Regions from separate parts of the Mus musculus genome. Here region 1 is linked to region 2. Evidence: chromatin contacts called from ENCODE Hi-C or POLR2A ChIA-PET data. All regions are on one chromosome and are shown on one strand. The core of a region is the stretch at or near the end of the contact, and the rest is flanking DNA. Distances in the headings are between cores, read along the strand shown. Region 1 holds the start of Nanp (N-acetylneuraminic acid phosphatase). Region 2 holds the start of Entpd6 (ectonucleoside triphosphate diphosphohydrolase 6).

Region 1 (4,531 bases), core at 217-2,716, 290 kb before region 2:
GTTTATCTCAAAACACAGGAAGTTTTACAGCCAAGCAAAGGTGGGCCAACAAGTTCCTTATGAACACAATACAGCTCAAAGTTAAATTTGTAGCCAATGAAAAGACAAGAACAATATGACTGGCTGAAGTCAGCCTTTACCTTACATAGTTTTGGCGGTTTGGGCCTGACTGGCTGGAGGCCCAGCCATTTTTTCACAATTTGTATATATTACCCAGGTAGGGTACAGTTCACTATGAACAGAAGCCACTTGGAGCCAGTATCATTCAAGTATAGACAAAGATCTTAGTTGAAGTTAATTCAAGCCAGATGTGGTGGTACTTGGGAGAACTAGCACTTGGGAGACAGAGGGAGGCAAATCACTCTGAATTTGAGGCCAGCATGGTCTACACAGCTAGCTCCAGGCCAATCAGTTACTCAATGTGACACTGTCTCAAAACAAACAAACAAACAACAAAAACTGAAACTATAGACAATTAAATTTAATCAATTCTCACATGTTATGAAATACTTTCTCATTTTCTCTGAATAACTTACAATGTAAGAACCAATCCTAATTCGAAAGCTCAGAACCAGGTCTGTGGCATTGGCTGACCCAATAAGTTCCAGGTTAGTGAAAGTGACTCCAAATTTCATCAATAAAAAAGGATTAGAGGTTGATTTCAACCAACAGAAGGCAAACCTTGTTACTTATCTTGTGGGGTTCTTAACAGACAGTCTCGGTTCCTTGCTAGAAATTACAGAAAACCATGCAATTAATAGGCACACAAGACTTGGGCTGCAGAGTTTCAGAAAAATGAGTAAAGATGGAGGGAAAGGAGCTGGAGAAATGGTTCACTGGTTAAGAACTCATACTGCTCTTGTAGAGGACCCAAGTTCCCAGCACCCACAGTGGGCAGCTCACAGCCGCCGCAACTGCAGCTCCAGGACGACCTCGTCTGTCCTCTGCAGGCACTCACGTACACAGAAACACAAATACACATTTTTAAGAACAACCATTCGGCAGACACTGCAGAGACTCCCATTTCTCTTCAGTTCTTCTAAGCATCTTTCAAAGGATGTTCAGATGAAGGCTCTAGTTCCTACAAGGCTGTGGGCAAGAAGTGAAGCGCTAAAGTCACCGGGCAGCTAGGTTCCGAGGTTGGTGGGCACACTCTCCTGCCCCATCTCCTGATGGAGACTGTGCGGTCACCATAGAAAGACAGGCCAGCCAAGGGTCTGGAGAGTTTCTCCAGTACGGCTCGGATGTCCTTCTCAGCCCTAAGCAAGCCCACCAAGCCATTAACGGAGAGGACCATCCACCCACACACAGCAGTAAGCCTTGATAACACTCATCCACCTCTCGTGCACGCGCACCCTATAAAATTTAGTGTCCGAATCTCGCGCGATCTTGCCACGGAGACCCCGGAGCTTTGGAAGGGTCAGGTGACCTCCGAGACTCCGCCCAGGTGTTCCTGACCGCCTTGCGCATGCGCGGCGCGGCAGAAGCGGCTCGCGCGCTGCTTGGGTTGCCGAGGCTATGGGGCTGAGTCGGGTCCGCGCGGTCTTCTTTGACCTGGACAACACACTCATCGACACGGCCGGGGCGAGCAGGAGAGGCATGTTGGAGGTAACGTCCCCGCGCCGTCGCCCTCCCCTGCCGGGCCAGCACTCCGCTCCGCACCCTCAGTCCCCCCGCTGCGTGCCCGTGGAGCTTCTTTCCCGCGCGTGGGGCCGGGTGCTGGACTCTGAACTGCCACGACTGCAGAGTCGCCGCCACCTGCGGTCACCCGGGCTCGGACGGCGCGGGACGAGACCCCTCGCCCTCCTCTTGCTGCAGCCCCGCGCGAGATGGGCTGCGGTGGGTTTTGGGGAAGAGGCTCAGACAAGGCTTTGGCCCAGGAAGTTATATAACTCTGAGAGGCGGGCCTGGACTTAACCTACATCATAGCATTTTTTTTTTCCCTGCAGGCCTCCCTGTGGCCTTCCGGGCTTTCTGGTGCTGAGACCCTCGGCACATAAAATGCTGAGGGGGCAGTCTTTTAGTGAGGCATTGCTGATCTGCACCCTCCTAGCTATAGCTACAGATGCTGTCGGACATCTTCCTTTTCCAGTCCTGCTCTTAACCCACCCCTACTTTCCATCCCCTGCCTTCAGCTTCAAGGAGAAACCGAAGGAGTATCAGATGTGGAAAGCCCACTTACAAAAAAATGCCTGCCCTTTCAATACTAAGGGTCTTATGCGTCTTCAGGTAGTTTTTTGTTTATCTGGATCTTAAACCTTCCACATTTCTTGCTGCATTGCACCCACAGTTTGTTCGTGTCGGTCTTTAAAATTTTTTAACCCTACATCTCTCTTGGACTGTGCTTTTCTGCACAGCTATGTTTTAAGGAAAATTGCCACCCGTTGTCTCCATCAGGGCTCTCTTCTCTGTATTTCCAAATCCACTCACTGGGACGTAGCTTCTGTCTCTGCCACAAGAATACAATAGGCTTGCCAAGTGGTTAGGTGGCTCCCAAAGTGCCAACGTCACTAGGTATTTTGAATTGGGGTGTGCATGTGCGTGTGCGTGTGCGTGTGTGTGTGTTATTTTCTTGGTTCTGAGGTTTGAGCCTACCTCCTCGCCATCCGAGACAGGTTCTCCCCTGAGCTACTTCTCCCCACACTTGGAATCAGTCTTAACTGAAGATTTCCACGCTGTCGATTGCCCCGTGCATTGTGACACCCTCACACGTTACATACTTCCGTGTGTTCTGCCTCCATTATCTCAGACTGCAGACAGGGCACACTCAACAGGTGCTCTTATCCAGCTGAGGCCCGTGTTTTGAGACTCAGGTTTTGTGTTAGGCTGGTTCTTGTTAAGTAGGTCTATTAAACCTCACATTTGAATCACAATTCTCCCAGTACTCGGTGCCTCAGCAGACCCCCTGTCTATGCCTAGCCTCAGATCCTCGTAAATTTGAGCATTAGTCTGCATAACACTGTCAGGTAGCTTTCATGCCATACATGGGAAGATTGTACCATCCAGCGCTCATTCAGTGAACTGCGTCCCCATCCACTCTTGTCTCCCAGTCTCGCTTATTCTCCCCTTAATGACAAAAAGGCTCATCCAATGTAAATTTTTGCTGTAGTCTTATCTCCAGGCTGACCACATCCAATTCATCTTTCATATCCCTGCCACAGTGAGTTTTGGGTTTTACTTTTTAAAACAAAAAAAAATGACTTGGGAAACAAGGCAAGAATATCCCTTGAGCTTCAGAATTTGTGACCAGTCTAAACAACATATTAAGACTCTTATCTCACACCACCACCCCACAATGTTTCTCCATGGCATTGCCCCTATATTTTGTACCTTATTTTTTACTTCCGATATCCCTCACTGCACCTGTCAGAGGATGTTATCATTAATTTTTTGCAACTCATACCTACAGCAGAATCCTGAGTTTCCTGAAAGGGAACATGCTATCTTAATTATCCTTGTTTGACATGTAATAAATGCTGAATGAATAGTGGATGGTGCATAAGAATTCATATCTCCAGTCTTGGTTCTTTCACCTCCTCCTTTACTTATAAATGGTCTATGAAATTAGCAAAATTAAATGCTGTAAGCATTTTATCTTGTAAGGATATAACATTCCTTATAAATTTTGACCTGTCCCAAAGTAATATGCCAGCTGTCATATACCATTTTGAATCATTTCTGAGGGGCTAGGAAGATGTCTGGCCTTTGCCTTGGTGAAGGAGTCTATCAACCTTACTTTCTAAAGAACCATATGGGAAAGTGTTTTCCATTCTTTTTAGGCATATGTCTTAGTTGCTGCTCTCTTGCTGTGACAAAGTAGCTTGTAAGAGAAAGCATTTAATTTGGGGCTTGTTTACAGTTTCAGAAAGTAGGGCTATGATCACCGAGGTGAGGAGTAGGATAGCCAGCATGCAGGGGTAGCCAAGAGCTCACATCTGACTTGCAAGTTAGAGGCAGAGATAACAAGACCGGGCCTGGCTTTTGAAAACTCAAAAGCCCACTCCTGATGATAATATCTCTTCCAACAATGTTACACCTCCTTGTCTACTGACTGAAAACCAAACATCCAATATATGAGCCTATTAGGGCCATTCTTATTCAGACTACTACAATATACTTTCATAGTCAAGAGGAAAAGGCATGAATGTATAGTTCCTCATTGAACAGATTTTTTTTAAATTTTCTTCATTTACATTTTAAATGCTATCCCGAAAGTTCCCCATACCCTCCACCCACCCACCCACCTACTCCCACTTCTTGGCCCTGGTGTTCTCCTGTACTGAGGCATATAAAGTTTGCAAGACCAAGGGGCCTCTCTTCCCAATGATGGCCAACTAGGCCATCTTCTGATACATATGCAGCTAGAGATACGAGCTCTGGGGTACTGGTTAGTTCATATTGTTGTTCCACCTATAAGGTTGCAGACCCCTTCAGCTCCTTAGGTACTTTCTCTAGCTCCTCCATTGGGGGCCCTATGTTCCATCCAATAGCAGACTGTGAGCATCCACTTCTGTGTTTGCCAGGCACCGGC
Region 2 (4,338 bases), core at 1,116-3,615:
ATACCTTTGATCCTTGCCCAAGCACTCCAAGAGCACAGTGCTTCTTTTTGCCCTGAAAACTCAGCTCCTACACATCCCAGGCCCTTTGCGCACACACTATTGTCCATTCCCAGAATGTTCAGCCATCAACTGGGCCAATTTTGTCCAATTCTGACCCTATCCTAAAACCTCTGCTAAAATCCTACTACCACTGCCTTCCCCAGCCCGAACATCTTCATCATGTGCTCTGAGCGCCCTACACCAACCTGGAAATACAAGACTCTACCTTTATACAACCTGACAACACTTATCAATTTGCATTTACAATCACTGCATTTACATATCAGCAAGCTCTGGATGATATGAACAATCCAAACAGAACATCATATCCAGGGGGTACAGGACCAGAACCAGACAAACTGGTCCACAGGGTGTCCATGTTTCAGAGGCTCAACTCCAAACATCAACTTTCTTCTGTCGGGTTGAAGTGTTTGTCCACAGCTAAGGGGTAGTGCACGAAGGACTACTTTTCTCTAGCTACGTCTCACACCCAGTGGTGGTATACTGATCAGACTCCCAAAAAGCTCACCGAGAACAGCTCAACCTTAGTTTGCACTTTGCCGAACAGCGTTTGCAGAAGCAGCAGCTTGAACTACAGCCAAGTGGAGAATGAGCAGGAAGTGGACCGGAACAGGAAGCAGCACACAGAGGCAAGCAGAGGTGACTTGGGGAGGTCCACCTCCTGTCAGGTAGATGCGGGAGTCAGAGAATGTTAGAGGGCGAGCGAGGAGGGGAGGCTAGATCTCAGAAATAGGCTCCATCTGATTCAAACTGGCAGCTGCCAGATCTTTTCAGGTTTGCATTAAAAGACAGGAACCAAGCTATGTGGGAAATGACTGCTGCACATGCTACACATGTGTCCAAAAATAAAGCATATTAACAAAGCATCATGTATTTCTCCTGGTAGTTGTAGAAAGAAAAAAAAACACATATATCTATATCTATATCTATATCTATATGTATATAGATATAGATATAGATAGATGAACAGTCCGGTGAAGACTGCCTCCTCCTGATTCTTTTGCAGGGTGCTATGCCTGCATGGGCCAGTAGGTTCTTCCAGACCTAAGTACACAGAGAGAGAGCTGTGTAACTCTCAGGTTCGTTCTGTCCATGAGGCTCCAGATGGGACTCAGATACACACCATCTTAGTCTACACTTCTTCCAGGGCAGGAGAAGGGGGGCGGGCAATATTCAGACTTACCTTTATGCTTGCTGCATTATTTTCAAGGACATTGTTAAAACGCTGGTAACAGGGATGGGGAAACCTCCCCTCAACGCTAGGTATTCAGCCCCCTTCATGGCTCTGCAGCACCCCAGGAGAGATCCTGTAATCACATTCCTCTGCCTCTCCCTAGGGAAGCTCCTTCCTCACTGTCTGAGAGTTTCCTATTCTGGCTATGAGCATTCCCTACGCCCCTCACCACACAGGATCTGCAGAGACACAAAAGGACCAGGTATTTTCAGGTGACTGATTTTTTTTTGGGGGGGGGGGGATATACTCTCAGGGTGAAGGGCTGTGTCCACTGTGACCTACTCAGCAATGTTGTCTCAAAACCAATTACTTCCTGATGCTTTTAAAATAAAAATGTGTTCTCACTGACTCCCTGTCCTACATTCTGGGTGTCTACATCTGGACCTTTCTCTCTCCTTTAACCTGAAGCACCTGTGGCCACACACCAACTCAGGTGGAACCACCCTGACCCCTGGTAAGTTCTTCCATGTCACCACCGTTCCCACCTTCCACACAATCAGAACACAGGGTTTCCCCGGTTTCCTGAGCCTCCCAGTTGGGCTATCCAGTGCAGAAGGGGAGGCGCCTGGGCCTGGTTCTGCTGGGGGCGGGTCAGCACAAGCCAGCAGAATGAATGGACGCGGCAGGGCTGTGGGCTACACTCGGGCAGAGACCCCTGCTGCTTGGCCTACAGCATAGCTCACGAGTCCCACGGTGTGTTGTAGACGTGCGAGGGCTACGCAGCAGGGTCGGAAAGACAGCCAGTTGAATGGACCGAGAGCGCAAGTGACCCCGAGGCCTCCCCCCGGAGCTGTCTCCGGGCCCAGGGAGGTATCAGGCATTGGAACTGCACCACGGGGAACCCCGTCCCTCGCGCGCGTGGGGAGACCAACCGTAGTCAGTCCTCCGGGCCAAGCACATTTCGCTGGCCCCGCTTACCCTGCACGGCTCCCTCGGCCCCGCAGGAGAGGTAGTGGCGTAGCCGGAGGCAGACAGCGACCACACACCGCGCGCCCAGCTCTCCAGCGCCGGTCCGCGTCAACAGAGCCTTAACGCGTGGAAGCAAACCCCAGCAGACGCCGAGAAGCTGTCTCCGCCTACGTGCACTTTGCGTCACCGGGTGGGCAGGACGGCGTTGATGCGCGTGTGCCATGGCGTTTGCCAGCCACGCAGGCGCAATAGCCATGTGCTCTTTGGGTGTTTATTTTTCTTTCTGCCAGTAGGGGGCTCTGGAGCTCCTGCTTATCTTGGATCCTTCTAACAAGTCCTGAGGTGTGGGAGGAACAGAGCCTTGTCTTGACTAGAGTAGGAGTTACTTCAATCTCATCCATCACCTCGTCCTTCTGTAGGCTTTCCTCCTGCATCCCTCCACACCCGAGTTGCTTCTTTTACTTTCAAGGGAATTCGTGATAGGATATGCATTCACAATAGAGAATGCGGTGCTATCAAGCGTCCTTTATCCTTGGCCATATTTTCTGATGTCTTCCTAGAAGCCACAAGGTTGTCAGCTCCTAACTGCAGCGAGACTCTGGATGTATGTCCCTAATTCATTTGTCTGAATATCTCCCAAGTTGTCTTTTCCCCACCGAACCAGGACTCCGCTTCTTCCTGCCCACGTGATGGCATCTATACATTGGGGTGCAGGACACTGGTCTTGTTCCTGGAGGACATCCCTGTCTATCGGCTGGGAAAGCCTAAAAGCAAGGATTTCTAATGAAAAGATGGGGTACTCAGGGAGTGAGTGGGTGGATGCTAACCACAGAGTGCGGGGATACTGTGTGAGAGTAGGGTTGGCAATCGCTATTAGTCCCGCGAAACTATTGTAAACAGCATGTGAGCAGCTCATTGGACCTTGCCTTGTCTCACTTTAATAAAACCACCAAGATCTGATTACAACGGAAGTCTATATGGTCTCTTATTTGGCGGATCTTAAAAGCTCTCCCCTCCCCACTTCCCTGGCTGTTTTGTTGTACATAGCACTACAGCATCCCAAGGACTGACTATCTTGCTACTCACTATGGATGTGCTGTGGGAGAGAGTCTTAGTATTGGAATTGGCTATGATAAACTATATGCTCTTTGAATACAACTCCAGAGATACGACTCAATTTTCTCTTCAGTTATTGTACTAATTAACACTCTTACAAATAATGTGTGAAAGCATGGGTTCCCCACGTCTTCAACGGTGGAGTCCTTCCAAACGCTGGGTTCTTTGCTAACTTGTAGTAGAAAAACTGCACCTCACAGTTTTGACTTAATTTTCTAGTGTTTTGAAGTTTGTTCGTGGACCTGTAAGGACCCTGCTTCTGTCTTCTGCCTTCACATCTTTTACCATCTTCTCCACTTTCACAATACTTCTCTCAAATTCTCTAGAATTTTTGTCTTAGTTTTTACAAGTGGTCATACTCACTACTTGGAAAGCTATTCTCTCAGGCATTTCCTTTTGTAGATCTTTTCTCACTTTTAAAATAACATAATGCCACCTTCTCAGACTGTTTCATTTACAGTGGACCTCTCCGAGCTATTCTCTACCATTCTTTGTGTATTTCCTTCACAGTATAAGTCATGCCCAACAGTTTGTTCTCTGTTTTACTACTGAAGTGTAAGCTTCCCAAGAGCAAATGATGTCATCTGCTCTGAGCAATAGTGCTTGCCCAGCACCTGGTATTTGCATATAAGGAGCCTACAACCTGACCCTGCCTATGGTATAGACATTCTAATGGTAGTAAAGAGATCCCATTATGACTGCCATTTCTTTGCAGTTCTCTTTAGTGCTTATGACAGCCAGCACAATCTAGATGGCAAAGGAGATAAAGGCTAACTTTCCCAGAAGCAACTACAGCCAAGTTCTCTGTTGTCTTGGAACAACCTTCGGCAACATCTTGAGCAGGAGGGAGCTTGAGAAAGAGTTCTTATTGAAACAGTGTCTTCTCCAGTGCTTTAGTTCAGAACATTAAGAGTCCTCTTAATAAACGAATAAAATCCAGAGTGGTCTGCTTTTCAAATTCTGAGGTACAAGTAGATGGCAGGTACTGTTGAGACATTTTTTATCCTAGCAGCCTTTCT

Evidence for each region. A loop is a pair of places that touch in the nucleus more often than their neighbours do. ChIA-PET counts read pairs that join two places held with the same protein, here RNA polymerase II (POLR2A).
Region 1: a map of T-helper 1 cell shows a loop between it and region 2 (3-fold over the local background). The contact joins the promoter of Nanp here to the promoter of Entpd6 in region 2. A Hi-C loop is called at or near these places in 1 of 37 maps with a recorded cell type or tissue (T-helper 1 cell). POLR2A ChIA-PET finds 5 or more read pairs at or near these places in 2 of 5 experiments (Patski and embryonic stem cell).

Annotation. Positions count from the first base shown.
Region 1 is chr2:151,036,314-151,040,844 of GRCm38, reverse strand. It overlaps Nanp (N-acetylneuraminic acid phosphatase), which reads left to right and starts at 1,466. Exons shown (of 2, transcript NM_026086.2): 1 at 1,466-1,608. The coding sequence starts at 1,519.
Region 2 is chr2:150,747,108-150,751,445 of GRCm38, reverse strand. Entpd6 (ectonucleoside triphosphate diphosphohydrolase 6) reads right to left here and starts at 2,365. Exons shown (of 14, transcript NM_172117.5): 1 at 2,213-2,365.